2 separate regions of the Mus musculus genome follow, and region 1 is linked to region 2. Evidence: chromatin loops called from intact Hi-C (ENCODE). Cell type or tissue: left cerebral cortex. All regions are shown on one strand.

Evidence for each region. Peaks named below come from ENCODE experiments on the same cell type or tissue, not always from the same donor. Only the 100,000 strongest peaks of a DNase experiment are listed, where the experiment ranks them.
Region 1: a loop joins it to region 2, with 3 times the contacts of the local background. A loop is called at or near these places in 5 of 42 quality-filtered maps.

What each region holds. Positions count from the first base shown.
Region 1 is chr17:48,333,710-48,341,709 of GRCm38, reverse strand. No RefSeq gene overlaps it. Among named protein-coding and RNA genes, the nearest start is that of Trem2, 8.7 kb to the left of the region's middle. In left cerebral cortex, a CTCF peak has its summit at 4,643; DNase peaks (open chromatin) are centred at 4,645 and 7,338; H3K27ac peaks cover 209 bases.
Region 2 is chr17:48,200,114-48,208,113 of GRCm38, reverse strand. No RefSeq gene overlaps it. Among named protein-coding and RNA genes, the nearest start is that of Trem1, 29 kb to the left of the region's middle. In left cerebral cortex, a CTCF peak has its summit at 4,222 (motif pointing left); a DNase peak (open chromatin) is centred at 4,218.

The DNA.
Region 1 (8,000 bases), 130 kb before region 2:
CTATTTAATATGCCTTAAACAGTTCAATGACTGAGCTACTCCCAGACTTCCACGTTGCTAATGCCTCCCCTCCAATACTCCTAAGTTATTACTTCCTAAAATCTATAGTCCATCTTTGTTACCCTAGACCAAACGGGGGAGTGGGTGGAGGGAGTCCTGGGGCCATTTTCCCTAGGCTCTTACATGATTGGTGTGCTCTCTCTTCTGCAGCTCTCAAGCCTGGATCTTATTCCTTTCCCAGCATGGTGATTCTCCTTTCTCCTTGGTCCCCTTGCCTCTGATTCCTAAAGTCCTGCCTCTGTTTCCCTGCCCAGCCATTGGCCGCTGGTAACTTTATTTTCAAATCAGAACCAACTGGGGGCAGGGGCTCTCAGCATCTTACATTCAGATTCTTGTGCAATTTTGGGAACCCAAATAACGTAATGAAAGTGTTAGACCAAATCCACAAGAGAGGTGAATGTCCCTTCTTCACAGGTCACCCAACACTTCTGTGAGACACACTTGCTCAGAAAAGCAGGAGATGAGGGGTGGGTGAGATGGCTCAGTGGTTAAGGCAGCTGCTGTTCAAACCAGATGACCCAAGTTCATTCCTTGGGGCCCACCCAAGGGAGCAAGGAGACACAGAGTTGCCCTCTGACATCACATGTATGCCCACACATCACACACATACACATCAATGTGTGTATTAATAGTTAAGTAATTTTAATAATAAGTAATTTTTAAGTGACAAAAAAAAGGTGAAGAGCAGTCTGTGCTGCACACCTGTGATCCCACCATTGGGGACACATGGTGCACTGCACACCTCTGACCCCACCACTGCACACCCGTGATCTCACCACTGGGGAGGATGAGGCACAGAGCAGCCATCTCAAAATAAAAAGCAGGAGTGCTTCATTCTCTCATTTATAAACTGTTTTGTTGTTGATTGGTTGTGTTTGGTTTTTACACAAGTGTACTGTTTTATTGGCAACTCTGGTTACCAGTAATGTTTTAGGTATAAAGAAACGAGGTAAATAGATTTGATGCATTTAAGATTCGATGTACTTAAATAGACTTGATACATTAAATAGATTGATACATTTGATACATTTACATTTGAAACAGCTTAACTTTAAGATGCATAAATTTGCTGACAGCAAACTCAAACAGATCTGCCTGCCTGTCTCTCAAGTGCTGGGATCAAAGGCACCACCTCTCCAGGCACTGTAGTTGTTGTTTTTGTTGCCATGGGAATCACTCAGTCTTTGACCCCTGGCTAGTTACTGAGTCCTTCCAGTTGATTTAAGCCCACCATCTTCCTAGCCACATGGCATGACAAGATGTCTCAGGCCTGGCTTCTTCACTTCTTATTTAGACTTGGCTCAGTCCATTTCAGGCAACGCTGTTGCTATTTTTAGTGAAAATGAGTATTTTAATGCCAGGCCTGTGTCTTTGTTTCTTCTCCCATGGCTGTGATAAAATACTCAGACGAAAGTGGCTTTAAAATGAGATGATGCATTTGGCTTGCCATCCCAGCTTACAGTGCATCATGGTGGGAAGCCATGACATCCGAGGCTTGAGCATTACATCATCACAACCATAGTCAAGGAGCAGAGAAAGACAATCCATGTTTTCTGGTGCTCAACTCCCTTTGCCTGTTTTCGGGATGGTCCTGTAAATGTAATTAGGATATTCTCCGTCAGCCAGGTTCCAAGGCTCATCTCTCAGGCAATCCTAGAGTCGGTCAAGTTGACAGTTAGCATTATCATTTGTCATTGCAGAGGCCTGTGATCCCAACAGTTGTAAAGTCAAGGCAAGAAGATTGCTTTGAAGGACAGCCTGGGATATGTAGGGAGAACCTGACCCAAAAATTTTTTTAAAATGTATTTCAAGAACACTGCAGTGTATGTGATCATCTGTAAAAGTATATTTTATTCTTCTGGTGTGATTGTCTTCTTGGAGGCTTACTACCTCTGTCTGCTAACCTAGGCCTAGTCCTGGAAGCTTCAAATCTCTATACAATCTTATCTAGGCCTAGAAGGTTTTCAGCCTCTGAGACTTACTGCTAAATAAGTGCATCCTTTCTAGCTCTTTCTGAACTCTGGCTGGCTGCTCAACTCAGCTAGCCGTTCTGGTTCAAACTCCACTCCAAGTTGACTGATTCACTCTGACTTCTCTCTTGGCCTCTGGCTTTTTGCTCTGCTTGGCCTTGAACTAACTCTAGCAATATGTCCTAACCTTCTGGCTCCTTCTCATTCTCTGTCTCGTTCTGTCTTCATCTGTGTCAAGCTTGTTCTCTCTGCAACCTGTCTTTATAAAACTCTCCCAATAAAACTGCCTTTGCTCTCTCTCTACATTGCCCCTCAAGTAGCTTCCCGTTCCTCTCTCTTCTTGGGAGAATTGGGCAGATTCTATTCTGTTGAATCTTTCTCTGACTTTTCACTTTCTCTGCCACTCAATTAGACATCACTTGCAACATGGGTGCTTCCAACTACAAACTAATTTTACCTTTACTGTTTGGGATTAAAAGTGTATACTAAAGACATGTCTGTATTCTAGCCAGAGGGATTAAAGGTGTGATTAAAGGCTGAGCCATGCTACAATTAAAAACAGGTTTGTTTGTTTGTTTGTTTTCAGTTAACACAATCTCAGAGTTCTCAGTGTGATCAAATATCCTGCAACAATCATTAATTTAGTACAGCCAAGGATCACCTGAGAAGACAGTCTCAGTCAGGGGTTGTCTAGATCAGGTCGGTTGTGGGCATGCCAGTAGAAGAGTGTATGAGTTATGATCTTCACTGTGTTAACTGATGTAGGAAGACCCAGCCCACCATGGGTGGCACCATTCCCTAGGTAGGGGATCCTGGACTAGATGAGTGAAGAGAGGTGGCTGAACACAAGAAGCATGCATTTATTTATTCTCTCTGTGCCTTTGACCCTGAATGTGACTAGCTGCTTCAGGTTCCTACCTTCGCTTCTCTGTGACAGCAGACTGTAACCTGGAATTGTAGGCTGAATAAATGGTTTGTTGTTGTTGTTGTTGTTGTTTTCCCTCCTAAAGCTGCTTTTGTTAGTACCTTTTATCACAGCGACAGAAATGAAACTATGATGACCACAATCTGGATACTATGGGGCCTCGTTGCTACTGGGCTAGTCACTAATTCTGGGCTTTTTTTAGTGGGTAGAGGCAAGAACTCTTCAATCCTTTATTTTTTCAAGATGGCACCTTATATAGACCAGGCTAACCTTAAACTTGAATTATATCTTAGGATAACTGTGATCTCCTGATCCTTCTGCCTTCCACATCCCTACTACTGGGATTACAGGATTACATTGACTAATTGTTTGTTAGACACTTTCAATAGAAAACTAAGATGAGGACCCTTGAGATGATTCAGCAGGGGTGAAGGCTCTTGATGCCCAAGCCTGAGAACTTGAGTTTAATCCTTAGAACCCCCATAAAGGTAGATAGAAAGAACCAATGCCACAAAGCTGTCACCTGATCTCTCTCTATGTCCAGATTATGTCAACTGTGACCCCCCCATAATAATAAAGTAATTCATAGAAAAAAATTCTATGGAGTTCTATGGAAATTCAGATGGAGTTACCACCTTCATCATGTGTCTTTGTCTTTCTCCCACCCAGAGAACCTTACCTCCAAACAGTAGTGTTAGAGGCTCAAATAACAACTCATTTGCTTTGTGTCACATAGGTGGTACAAAAGTCACAGGATAGTGGCAGCAATGCCCCTGCCAACACTGTGCTCTCTGACGCTGTTATCACTTTAAGCGCTGCTTTATTCTTAGGGCATATTACACCCGAGGAAGCAGACAAACGACTATGCAAAGTTGGTACTCAGTTCATGTGTTTCTTTGCCTCCTGCCCGCCTTCTTCCTCATTCTCCCTTCCCGTCCTCCCTTTCCTCTGCTTTTTACTCTTGCCCTGCATATTCTCCCCCTCTCTCCCTTCTCTCTCTCCCCCTCCTCTCCCTCCCCTGCTTCTTAATCTTTCTCCTGCATATTCTCCCCCTCTCTGCCTCTCTTTTGTGAGTGTTTTTGTGACGCTATGATGTAATAAAAATTCGTATTTGGTCTCTAGATCAGGTTCTTGAGACAGAATCCCTAATGTCCTTGTAGATGTGAGTACTTTGTTCCATTTGGGGTTTTTCACTCTGGATTCCTGACTTTGATCTCCTGAGATAGCTGTAGTTGTCTGAATGGGGAACAGCTGACAGGAACACCTACATTTCCTAAGTGGTAGGAGCCCCTTGGTGGGCTCTGAGCTAGCGTCAAGATGGGGGCTAGTTGCCGGGGGAGAACCAGGCTAAGAGGGCTGAGAATTTCAGGTCTACTTTCAAATTTCAGGGAAGGATAGGGGCTGAAGATAAGTAGTCAACCATGGCCAATGATGTCATTGTGTCCTGGTGATGGTGAAGCTTCTGTGATGAGACAGAGTTCAGAGAGCTTCTCAATGGATGAACATGTAGGGGTCCTTGGAGGTGGCAGAGCTGGAAGACAAGGATGCTCTGCCGCCTAAAGGCTCTTTCTGTCCTGATGGAGGCATTAATGCCTTCACAGAAAAGGGTTATTAGAGAATCTCTGCTTTACTGAACATAAAGACCAGAACCAGGTTTCACGGCCAGCCTCAGTAGACTCTCCGCACGGTGGCGCTGTTTCCCTACGTTGTCCTGTCTATGCTGGGTCACAGCCCTCTTAGTGGCAAGAGATAAAGCCAGAGCCAAGGCCAGACTGACCTCTGTTAACCCCCAAATGTTCCTAAAGCTATTTTTAAAGTTATGGAACATCTACCCTAAAATTATCATTTGCTTCTGAATTTGAAAAGCAAGCAAGAATCATTCTTAAATTGGTTGCTGGAAATTGAGACTCAATTAAAGATTCAATTTAAGTCTTTTTAAGGGGAGATTTTAAAGCAGCAACTAAGAAAAATTAAAATTTGAAGACCCGTGTGTAGAAATTATAACTCAAGTTATGAGAACACTTACGAAGAAGCCAACACCCCCAGCACACATGAGTGCTGTCAATACTTAGGATAAAACCTCTCTTTGGGTTTCTTTTGTGTTTGTTTAACACAGTCTTTCCGTGTAGCCCAGGCTGTCCTAGAACTCACAGAGACCCTCTTGCTTCTGCCTCCAGAGTGCTGGGATTACAGGCGTGGTCCCCCACACTCAGCTTGTTTAATGTCCTAAAAAAAGAAGAAGAAGAAGAAGAAAAAAGGCTAGCCTACATCTTTTTTTTTTTTTTTTTTTTTTTTTTTTTTTGGTTTTTCGAGACAGGGTTTCTCTGTGTAGCCTTGACTGTCCTGGAACTCACTCTGTAGACCAAGCTGGCCTCGAACTCAGAAATCCGCCTGCCTCTGCCTCCCAAGTGCTGGGATTAAAGGCGTGTGTCACTACCGCCCGGGTAGCCTACATCTTTTAAATTCTTGTGCAACCAGAGCTGGCTATATACTGTGTTTTACAAGAAATGAAGTTTACTGGCTGCAGACCTGGCCCACAGACCTCTGATTCAATCCCCCATGTCCTCTCCCTTTCTTCACCTGGATGGAGACGGTCCCCCCAGATGCTCTAGTTTCTCAAGGTGACAGACACCCTTGTGGGAAAGAACGTGGGTGCCTGGATGTCTGTGTGGAGCAGAGCCTCCTTGGTAACTGACACTGGAGCTGGGATGAGAAGCAAGCTCGTGTCCGGGTGGTGTGTTACCACAGCTAGCTCACCTACAGCTCAACAACAATGTGACTCCCATGTCTGTGGGAGCTTCTGCCTCTTTCAAATTCTCTCCTCTCATTAACTCAACCAAAGGACCAGAACTTCTCAGGCTACTTGCTTAGGGTCACCAAACCACCCTCACACTGATCTCTCTTTGGGGGCAGAATCTTTCCCAGCTCCTTCAAGATTTAGTGTCTTTCCAAGACTGGCCACCAGACTTCTCATCAGAGGTTACATCCCTGTGCTGGTTAGCGGTTTGTTAACTTGACAGAAGCTCTAAGACCATCTGGGAAGAGGAAAATTAATTGGGATAATGTTACCATAGGATTGGCCTGTCGGCAACACAGTGGGGCATTTTCCCGATTCATGATTGATATGGGGAGGCCACAGCTCATTGAGGGTGGTACCTGGGTAGGTGGTCTCCTTCTATCCGTTGGGGAGCAGAGTGGGTGGTAACCAGGATTCCTCCATAGTTTCTGTTTCAGTTCCTGCCTTCAGGTTCCTTCCCTGACTTCCATCGTTAATGGCTCTTGATGAGGACGTGAAAGCCAAATAAATCCCTTCTTCCCCAAAGGACTCTTGGTCATGGTGTTTATCACTGTAATGGACCGCTAACCAGAACACCACTGCTGTGTTTCTCAAGTCCTTCTCCTCAGCATCCATGTCCCAAAGAAACGGACATCACTCCTCTGCCTCTTGCTTCATAACAGCCCCGAGCCTCTGCACCTCCCTGTGGCTTCACCTCTGTCCTCCATTGGGTGGTGACAGATCAGGTCTTCTCCTCAGAGCCCCCTCCCACTCCAAGTATAACCCCCACATGGACTCTTGCACCAACTATTGCAGTAACTGTGTTTAAAAACGAATGTGAGTTGTTAATCCCACCAAACAAGATTACCCAGAGTCTTTGGTCAAATTCAGCAAGCTTGATTTTCTGTCAGGGCCATCTCCCTAAAGTGGGGTTTGTGGAAATAGTATTGAACATATGAAAAAGTAGGGCTTCTATAGCCCCCCAAAACCTGCAAGACTAGAAGAGGTCTAAGGGTTGGGAAGATTTCCAGAGGAATTTTAGTAGAAACTTGGCTGAACATCTAAAAATTATTTGGTAGAACATCTTATCAGGATGGAGGTCAGGGTACAGGGTGCGGAACATGTCAAATTCCAGAAGATGGGTTAAGACCTGGTTAAATCCAGGTTTTACAGAAAATAGGAGTGACTTTATAATAAGATGGCTTTTAATCTTAAAGTGGAGTCAGAATGGCCCATCATCCTCTTGGGTCTTATGTGTCCCTTTCAAATTCTTAATAGGGAACGGCCATTTATGTCTGTTGTATGGCTAATAATGCCAGCAGACAGCAAGTGTCTTAGCTTTTGTTGAAAATGGTTATTAATTAGCTCTATTCTTAACATGACACAGCCAGACCCCCAATAATTGAGAGTGAGTACTATCAATGTATTTAATCAGCTTAACACAATGACTAGGTGCTTATCCCTAATCTATTTTTATACACTTGACTGGTTAATTCCCAGCTGCGCTCCCCAAGTTACTTGCTGTTTGAGTCTCCCTGGGCTGCCTTCCTGCTCCATCAGCTGGTCCTCAGGATGCTCTTCTCATGGCTCATCTCCATTTACAGCAGCCTCCTCCTCTCTTCCTTTTTCTCCTCCCTCTTCTCTCTCATGGTCCTTGCCTGCAGCCTCCAGCCTGTTAAGGAAATCACCACCTACCTTCATTCTCCCTAGTAATCGGCTGTGGCCATTTTTATTTAACCACTCAGAGAAGATTGGCGAGCAAAGTTTATACAACATTATTTGGTGTACGAGAGAATTTGCTCATTGAGATGGCACCCAGATCTTGGGGACTGGTGTTTAGCATTTGAGTATGTTAGCAGCACCAGGCCAACTCTCTATACTAGCATTTTCTATTTGGCAAGAGACAAAATTTGTATCATAGCTAGGGTCTCTAATTTGGTCTGATTGGTTAGTGTGGGAAGCCACATGTGTCGTTGCAGGGTGGCGCAGGCTACTGCTGGACACCACGCATAAGTTTGGGCAAACAACCAATGTGTACATATGCAGTAAAGTTTTTTGCCAAGACACTGCCTGACCCAGGCATGATAATGAGGTTTTGAGAGTATAACCAATCAGATGTGAGACACGCAAATGAGGTATGTTAATGATGTTCGGTGAGGTACTGAGAGAGAATAACCAATCAGATGAGGAACATGCAAATGAGGCTTAGTGCATAACCAATCTGGATGTGAGACACGCCTCTCCTATGCCTATATAAGCAGCACCAGTT
Region 2 (8,000 bases):
GGTATCCAGAGACGGGCAACTTTCCTCGTGCACAGTCCAACCTAAGACACGGGGCCCGGTGGCAATAGGGTTACCCTATGACGGATAAGGCTGTGACATTAGAGGAACGACTTAAAACAGGAGCCACGGCGGATGGACATAATTGCACAGGCCTAGTCCAGCCTCATTTTATTAAAACAAAAAGGGGGAGATGTGGGAAGCCACATGTGCCATTGCAGAGTGGTGCTGACTACTGCTGGCCACCACACATAAGTTTGGACAAACAACCAATGTGTCCATATGCAGTAAAGCTTTTTGCAAAGACACATTCTGGCCCGGGCATGATAATGAGGTACTGAGAGTATAACCAATCAGATGTGAGACATGCAAATGAGGTATGATAATGAGGCTCTGTGAGGTACAGAGAGAGAGAGTAGCCAATCAGATGAGGAACATGCAAATGAGGCTTAGTGCATAACCAATCCGGGTGTGAGACACGCCTCTCCTAGGCCTATATAAGCAGCACCAGTTCTGGGCTCGGGGTCTCTTCGCCTCTGCAATCAAGCTCTCCCAATAAACGCGTGCAGAAGGATCCTGTTGCAGCATCGTTACTGCTGGCCAGTCCAGCGCGCGCAAGAACGAAGGAGGGGCCATTGTCTGACAAAAGTACCTTAGGGATGCCAAATCTTGGGAAAATTTCCTCTATTTTCTTTGCCATGACATTGGCAGTCTCCTTCTTAGTGGGGAAGGCTTCGACCCACCCTGAAAAAGTGTCTACAAAAGCTAATAGATATTTATTACCGTACTTGGCTGGTTTAACTTCAGTAAAATCTACTTTCCAGTATGCTCCTGGCCGGTCACCTCTTAGCCGCCTTCCAAGGGCATTCTTGTGGTGCCCGGCATTGGTGAGGGCACAGGCTTGGCATTTATTAACAATCTCCTGGGCAACGTCGGACAGTTTTATAACATAGTAGTTTGAGCTCTTAACAATGCCTTTGAGCTTCTTAGTTCCCAAGTGCGTGAGCTGGTGTAGATTGGCACATATTGTTGCAGATCTTCTGGAGTGTAGTCAAAGCCCTTGTCTATGAGTTCATAATGGTTCTTAAGTTCTTTATTTTTTTCTCTAGCTATGAGGATCATAGCTCCTTGGGCCACCTGTTTGGCAGCCAGGTCAGCCATCTGATTTCCCTTTGCTATGGCATCATGGCCTTTCTGGTGACCAGGGCAATGTATGATGGCCAGTTTTTTTGGCAACTGTATGGCTTCTAATAGGCTCAAGATTTCTTATTTATTTTTGATATCTTTCCCAGCAGATGTGAGTAACCCCCTTTGCCTATAGATTGCCCCATGTATGTGAGCGGTGGTGAAAGCATACCTACTGTCTGTGTAGATATTGATGTTCTTCCCTTTTGCCAGCCGCAAGGCTTGGGTGAGTGTGATTAGCTCTGCTCTCTGGGCTGTCGTCCCTTCAGGCAAGCTGCTGGCCCAGATAGTTTGTTTTCCATTGACCACTGCTGCTCCTGCTTTTCGCTTTCCTTCGACCAAAACGCTGCTACCATCCATGTACCAGTTGGGGCAGCCTGACCATGGCTGGTCAGTGAGGTCTTTCCTAGTTCCGGATTCTTCTACCAGGATGTCCATACACTGGTGTACTGGTAGGGAGTCGTCGGCTTCTGGCAGCAAGGTGGCAGGATTCAGGACAGCAGGGGGTGCAAACTGCACTCTCTCAGTCAGTAAGAGGCTCTGATAATGGGTCATATGAGCATTAGTTATCCAGCGATCAGGTGGTTGTCTATCGATGCTTTCTAAGGCATGGGGAGCTACTACTATAATTCGTTGACAGTTTGTCAGCATCATTGAGAAGTAGTGCCACAACAGTGATAGCTTTTAAGCAAGATGGCCACCCACTGGCCACTGGGTCTAATTTTTTTGACAAGTAGGCCACAGGTCGTTTCTATGGCCCCAGAGCTTGGGTCAGGACCCCTCTCACTGTTCCTGCTCTTTCGTCTACATAGAGAGTGAAAGGCGTAGTCAGGTCCGGCAGGGCTAGGGCTGGTGCACTAAGAAAGGCCTTTTTAATCTCTTTAGAGGCCTCCTGGTGTATGGGGGTCCATGAGAAAGTCTCAGTCTCTTTAGTAAGGGGGTAGAGTGGGGCTGCCAGGGTGGCAAAGCTTTTTAACTGGTAGCAACGGAGTATTCCAGGAAGACTGACAAGGGACCAAAACACCTAGCCTTTGAATGTGAGGTCTGATGCCCTCTCGGGCCTCTTTGCTCATGGGGTATTGTTGTACCCTGACAGGAGTTGCACCAGTTTTCAGCATCACAACGATGGGGGCACCCTCTTTGCCTCTCTCATACCTCTAGTCTCTGCCCAGGCTTGAGTATATCTCTCTAACCAGGTCCCTTCTAGTACTTTTCTCGATGGGGCTTGAGGCTCATGTAATCTATATTTTTCTTTTAATTTTAAAGCTAAAATTATAGAGATAGGGGCTTGCCAAGAGACTGAAGTTTCTTCTGAAGAGAAGCTTATTTGGACTTTTAATTTTGATAGTAAGTCTCTCCCCAACAATGGGGTGGGTGGGGCATTCAGGAATGACGAGGAAGGAATGAGTTACTTGGCTTCTTCCCAAATCAACTTTCCTATCAGTGGTCCGAGAGTATGGTTTCTGGCCAGTAGCCCCGATTACTACGGTTTTCTTGTTCCTCAATTTCCCCAGTGGCTCTTTCAGGACTGAAAACTCCGGTATCAACAAGGAAATCCATAGGGGTCCCCTCCACAGTTAGGGTTACCCTAGGCTCGGGGAGGGGGTCCAAGCCCCGTCTCCCCTAGTCTTCATCCTCTAGGGTAAGGACCTTGGGTGGTCTGATGTCTGTCTTTTTCTTGGGGCAGTCTCTTGCCCAGTGTCCCTTTTCTTTACAGTATGCATATTGGTTCTTATCTAGAGGTGGTCGTGAAGGTCCTCTGGAGTTTTGAAGTCTCTTCGGCCCTGTGTTGCCCAGGTACCCTGTCTGTCTACTCCCTCCCCCTTTTCTATAAACCTCCTTATCACCTGTGAATGCAGCCAAAACCCTAGTTAAATTTCTTTCCTGCCTTCTATCTTGTCTACTTTCTCTTTCTTCAGCCTCTCTCTTTTCTCTTTCTCTTTTTTTTTCTTCAGTCTCTCTCTTATGGTACACTTTCTCTGCCTCCTTAACCAGATCTTGCAAATATAATGTTTGCAGACTCTCTAGATGCTGTAACCTTCTCCTAATGTCAGAAGCAGACTGCCTGATGAAAGCCATGGCCACCGCCTGTTGGCCCTCTGAAGTAGGGACAAAGGGAGTGTAATGCCTGTATGCTTTTAAGAGGTGCTCCAAAAACACTGCTGGGGGCTTCTTTTCCTCTTGTAGGATCTCTCTTACCTTGGCCAAATTGATGGGGCACCTGTCAGCTCCTTTCAGTCTTGTTACCAGAGCCCGGCAGAAAATTGTCAACCGCTCCCCACCTTCAGGCCTGTTAGGGTCCCAGTCAGGACATGTCAGAGGGAAGCCTGCATCTATTTCATTCAGAAGTTGTGTCGGTAGTCCATTGGCCCCCAGCATGCTCTTTCTTGCCTCAGCAGAGTCCTCTCCTTCTCCTCTGTGGTGAAAAGAACCTGTAAAAGATGCTGACAGTCATCCCAAGTGGGCTGATGAGAGAACATGAGAGATTCCATTAGATTAGTAAGACTAGAGGGGTTTTCAGAGAAGGGGGCATGGTTTACCTTCCAATTATAGAGATAAGAGGAGGAAAAAGGCCAGTACTGAAGGGGCTGCAGTTGTCTGGGGTCCGCTGGAGGAGGGCCATAAGTACATAAAGGCAGTGAGGTGGTTGAATCTGGTTCCTCTGGGCTCTGAGCTCGCAGGCCTCAGGTTCCAGCAGCTGGTCCCTCCCCCACGTCTCCAGCAGCACCCTGTTGAGAGATCTGGGAGGGGACCGGTTGGGGGTATGGGAGTGGGGTGTTACACCATTCTGGAGGTTCTTCTATCTATGGATTGACCTTGGGAGGAGCCGAGGGTTGTGGTTCAGCCCCCACCGTTTTTATCTTAGTTTTTTTCTCTGAGTGGCAGAGAGCCAGGATTCGGGAGCCCAGCTTGTTCTTCTGAACCCAAAGCTTCAACCAGGATGGGGGGGGTCCTGCGCTAAATTTTTCTAGATGAGAATGTAGGGCACTTGATCTGGCTGAGACCCTGGTCCCCTCTGCAAAACAACAACTTTAACAGCAGAAATCACAACCAAACCAAGAGTGCCCTCTGGTGGCCAACTAACATCAAAAGCCGGCCATTCTGTAGAGCAGAAAGTTCTCTAAAATCTCATTCTGACATCTACAGACAGAATGTGAGTCTTAATCTTAATTTCAGTCCAATGCTCAAGAGTCAATCCAAGGGGAGAGCTACTAGTCTGTCCAATCGTCAGAGTCACATACAGGGAAACAAACAAGATATACACACAAAAAGATTACAATAACCGAGACCAGGACCTAATCAGACGGCCGAGTGAGCACACTCTCACTTGGCACCCAGTAACAGAAACAGATGGCTAAGTGAGCACACTCTTACTTGGCACCCCGATGGGAGATCTCCAGGCGTCCCTAGAACTCCTTCAGACCTCCTGGGACGTCTCCCAGGGTGACAGCTAGTTACTCCTGACACGTCTGTCAGTAACCCTCCCCTCCATCCTGGACAAGAAGTTCGTTGCTCTCACGAGAGTGGACGACTGCAAACCGAGAATACCAAATTCAAACACAGCCAGCAGATGAAGACATAGACAAAGATACAGACAAAGATAGGATCCTACCTCCAAGCGGGGTCTCTGAGAACTAGGGTAGGCCACAAATCCCGGACGAGCCCCCACATGTAAGGCCCCTGAAGCTGGGCCTCCGCTCAAGTCCTGGAATGAGCTGGCCAGCACCCCAGTGACCCAAGAGAAAACCATACCTGATGCAAACTGCAAGAGGTTTTATTATCAGCTAGCTGAGGACAAAGTCCATCCGCCGTGCAGGGCAGGGGAGTTTGACCCTGAGCGGTGACAGTAGGGGGCTTTTAACAGATAGCTGAGGAATTGGGAGGAGTTGGGAAGAGTTGGGAGGAGTTGGGAAAAGTTGGGAGGAGTTGGGAAGAGAGTTCTTCTCTTCCAGGTGTCCTTGGTGAAATTTACAAGGCAGGAGTGGGGTGTGAGTTCTTTCTGAATTTTTATCATCATGTCCTCGGCACAGGAAGGCAGGCATCTCTGGTTGTAAAGTATAGAAACAAAAAGGCTTTTTGCTGGCTATAGAGAACAAAGAGCCTCTTTCTGGGTGTATTTTTAGAGATCAGGGAAAACAAGCTTGGGGAACGTCCAGGTGCTTTACCTTCCAGGGAGAAATGCTCTAAGTCGGGGTCCCACATGATGACACCCAGTATACTTTGACACCCAGTTTACTGTGACACACACCCAGTTAACTGTGAAACTCAGTTTACTGTGACACCAAGTTATTTACTATGACACCCAGTTTACAGTGAAACCCAGTTTACTGTAACACATACCCAGTTTACTGTGACACCCAGTTGTTTACTGTGATGCCCAGTTTACTGTGACACCCAGTTGTTTAATGTGACACCCAATTTACTGTGACACACACCCAGTTTTTTGTGACACCCAGTTATCTGTTACATGCAGTTTACTGTGACACACTCCCAGTTTACTTTGACACCCAGTTGTTTACTATGACGCCCAGTATATTGTGACACCCATTTTTCTGTGACACCCAGTTATTTACTATGATGACCAGTTTATTGTAACACACATCAAGTTTTTTGTGACACCCAGTTTACTGTGACACACAACCAGTTTACTGTGACACCTAGTTTTCTGTTACACCCAGTTTACTGTGACACACTCCCAGTTTACTGTGACACCCAGTTGTTTACTGTGACACCCAGTTGTTTACTGTGACACCCAGTTTACTGGGACACCCAGTTGATTACTATGATGCCTAGTTTATTGTAACACACACCCAGTTTTCTGTGACACACAGCCAGTTTACTGTGACACACACCCAGTTTACTGTGACACCCAGTATTCTGTTACACCCAGTTTACAGTGACACACCGCCAGTTTATTGTGACCGCCAGTTGTTTGCTGTGACGCCCAGTATCTGTGACACCCACTTTACTATGACACCCTATTGTTTATGTGATGCCCAGTTTGCTGTGACACTCAGTTTACTGTGACACACTCCCAGTTTATTGTGACACCCAGTTGTTTACTGTTAATCCCAGTTTACTGTTACAAACAGGTGTTTACTGTGATGCCCAGTTTTCTGTAACATCCACTCTATTGTGACACCCAGTTGTTTACTATGTTGCCCAGATTTCTGTGACACCGAGTTTATTGTGACACACACCCAGTTTACCCTGATGACACCCAGTATACTGTGACATCCAGTTTGCTGTGACACCCAGTTTACTGTGAGAAACACCCAGTTTACTGTGACAACCAATTTTCCATGACACACAGTGTACTGTTGCACCCAGTTTACTGCAACATACACACCCAGTTTACTGTGACACCCAGCTAACTTTGACACACACCCAGTTTACTGTGACGACACCGAGTTTAGTGTGACACCCAGTTGTTTAGTGTGACACCCAGTTTACTGTAACACACACCCAGTTTTCTGTGACACCCAGTTTACTGTGACACACATCTAGTTTACAGTGACACCCAGTTTTCTGTTACACCCAGTTTACTATGACACACTCCCAGTTTACTGTGACACCCAGGTGTTTACTGTGACGCCCAGTTACTGTAACACCCTGTTTACAGTGAAACACAGTTTACTGTGACACCCAGGTATTTACTGTGACACCCAGTTTACTGTGACACTCAGTTGTTTACTATGATGCCCAGTTCTCTGTGACATCCTCTTTACTCTGACACCCAGTTGTTTACTGTGACACCCAATTTACTGTGACATACAACCAGTTTACTGTGACACACACCCAGTTTACCGTGACACACACCCAGTTTATTGTGACACCCAATTTAGAGTGACAACACCCAGTTTACTGTGATGACACCAGATTTACTGTGGTGAGACACAGTTTACTGTGATAACTCACAATTTACTGTGACACTCTGTTGTTTCCCGTGACGCCCAGTTTATTGTGACACCCAGTTGATTACTGTTATGCTCAGTATGCTGAAACACCCAGTTTACTGTGATACACACCCAGTTTTCTGATACACCCAGTTTACTGTGACACACACCTAGTTTACTGTGATGAGACCCATTATACTGTGGCACCCAGTTTACTGTGACACCCACTTTACTGTGACACCCAGTTGTTTACTGTGATGCCCAGATTTCTGTGACACCCACTTTACTGTGATACCCAGTTGTTTACTGTGACGCCCTTTTTGCTGTGACACCCTGTTTACTGTGACACACACCCAGTTTATAGTGACCACACCCAGTTTACTGTGATGACACCATGTTTATTGTGATGACACACAGTTTACTGTGACACCCAATTGTTTACTGTGATGCCCAGTTTATTGTGACACCCAGTTTACGTTGACACCCAGTTGATTACTGTAATGCCCAGATAACTGTAACACACACCCAGTTTTCTGTGACACCCAGTTTACTGTGACACACACCCAGTTTACTGTAACACCCAGTTTACTGTGACACACACTATTTTACTGTGACATCCATTTATACTGACGACCCCAGTTTACTGTGATTACACCAGGTTTAGTGTGATTACACACAGTTTTCTGTGACACCCAGTTTACTGAGACACACACCCAGCTTACTGAGACACACATCCAGTTTAACTGTAATACCCAGTTGTTTACTGTGATGACCAGTTTACTGTGACACACACCCAGTTTACTGTGATGACACCCAGTATACTGTGACGCCCAGTTTATTGTGAAGCCCAGTTTACTGTAACACCAAGTTTACTGTGACACCCAGTTGTTTACTGTGAAACCCAGTTTTCTGCTACACCCA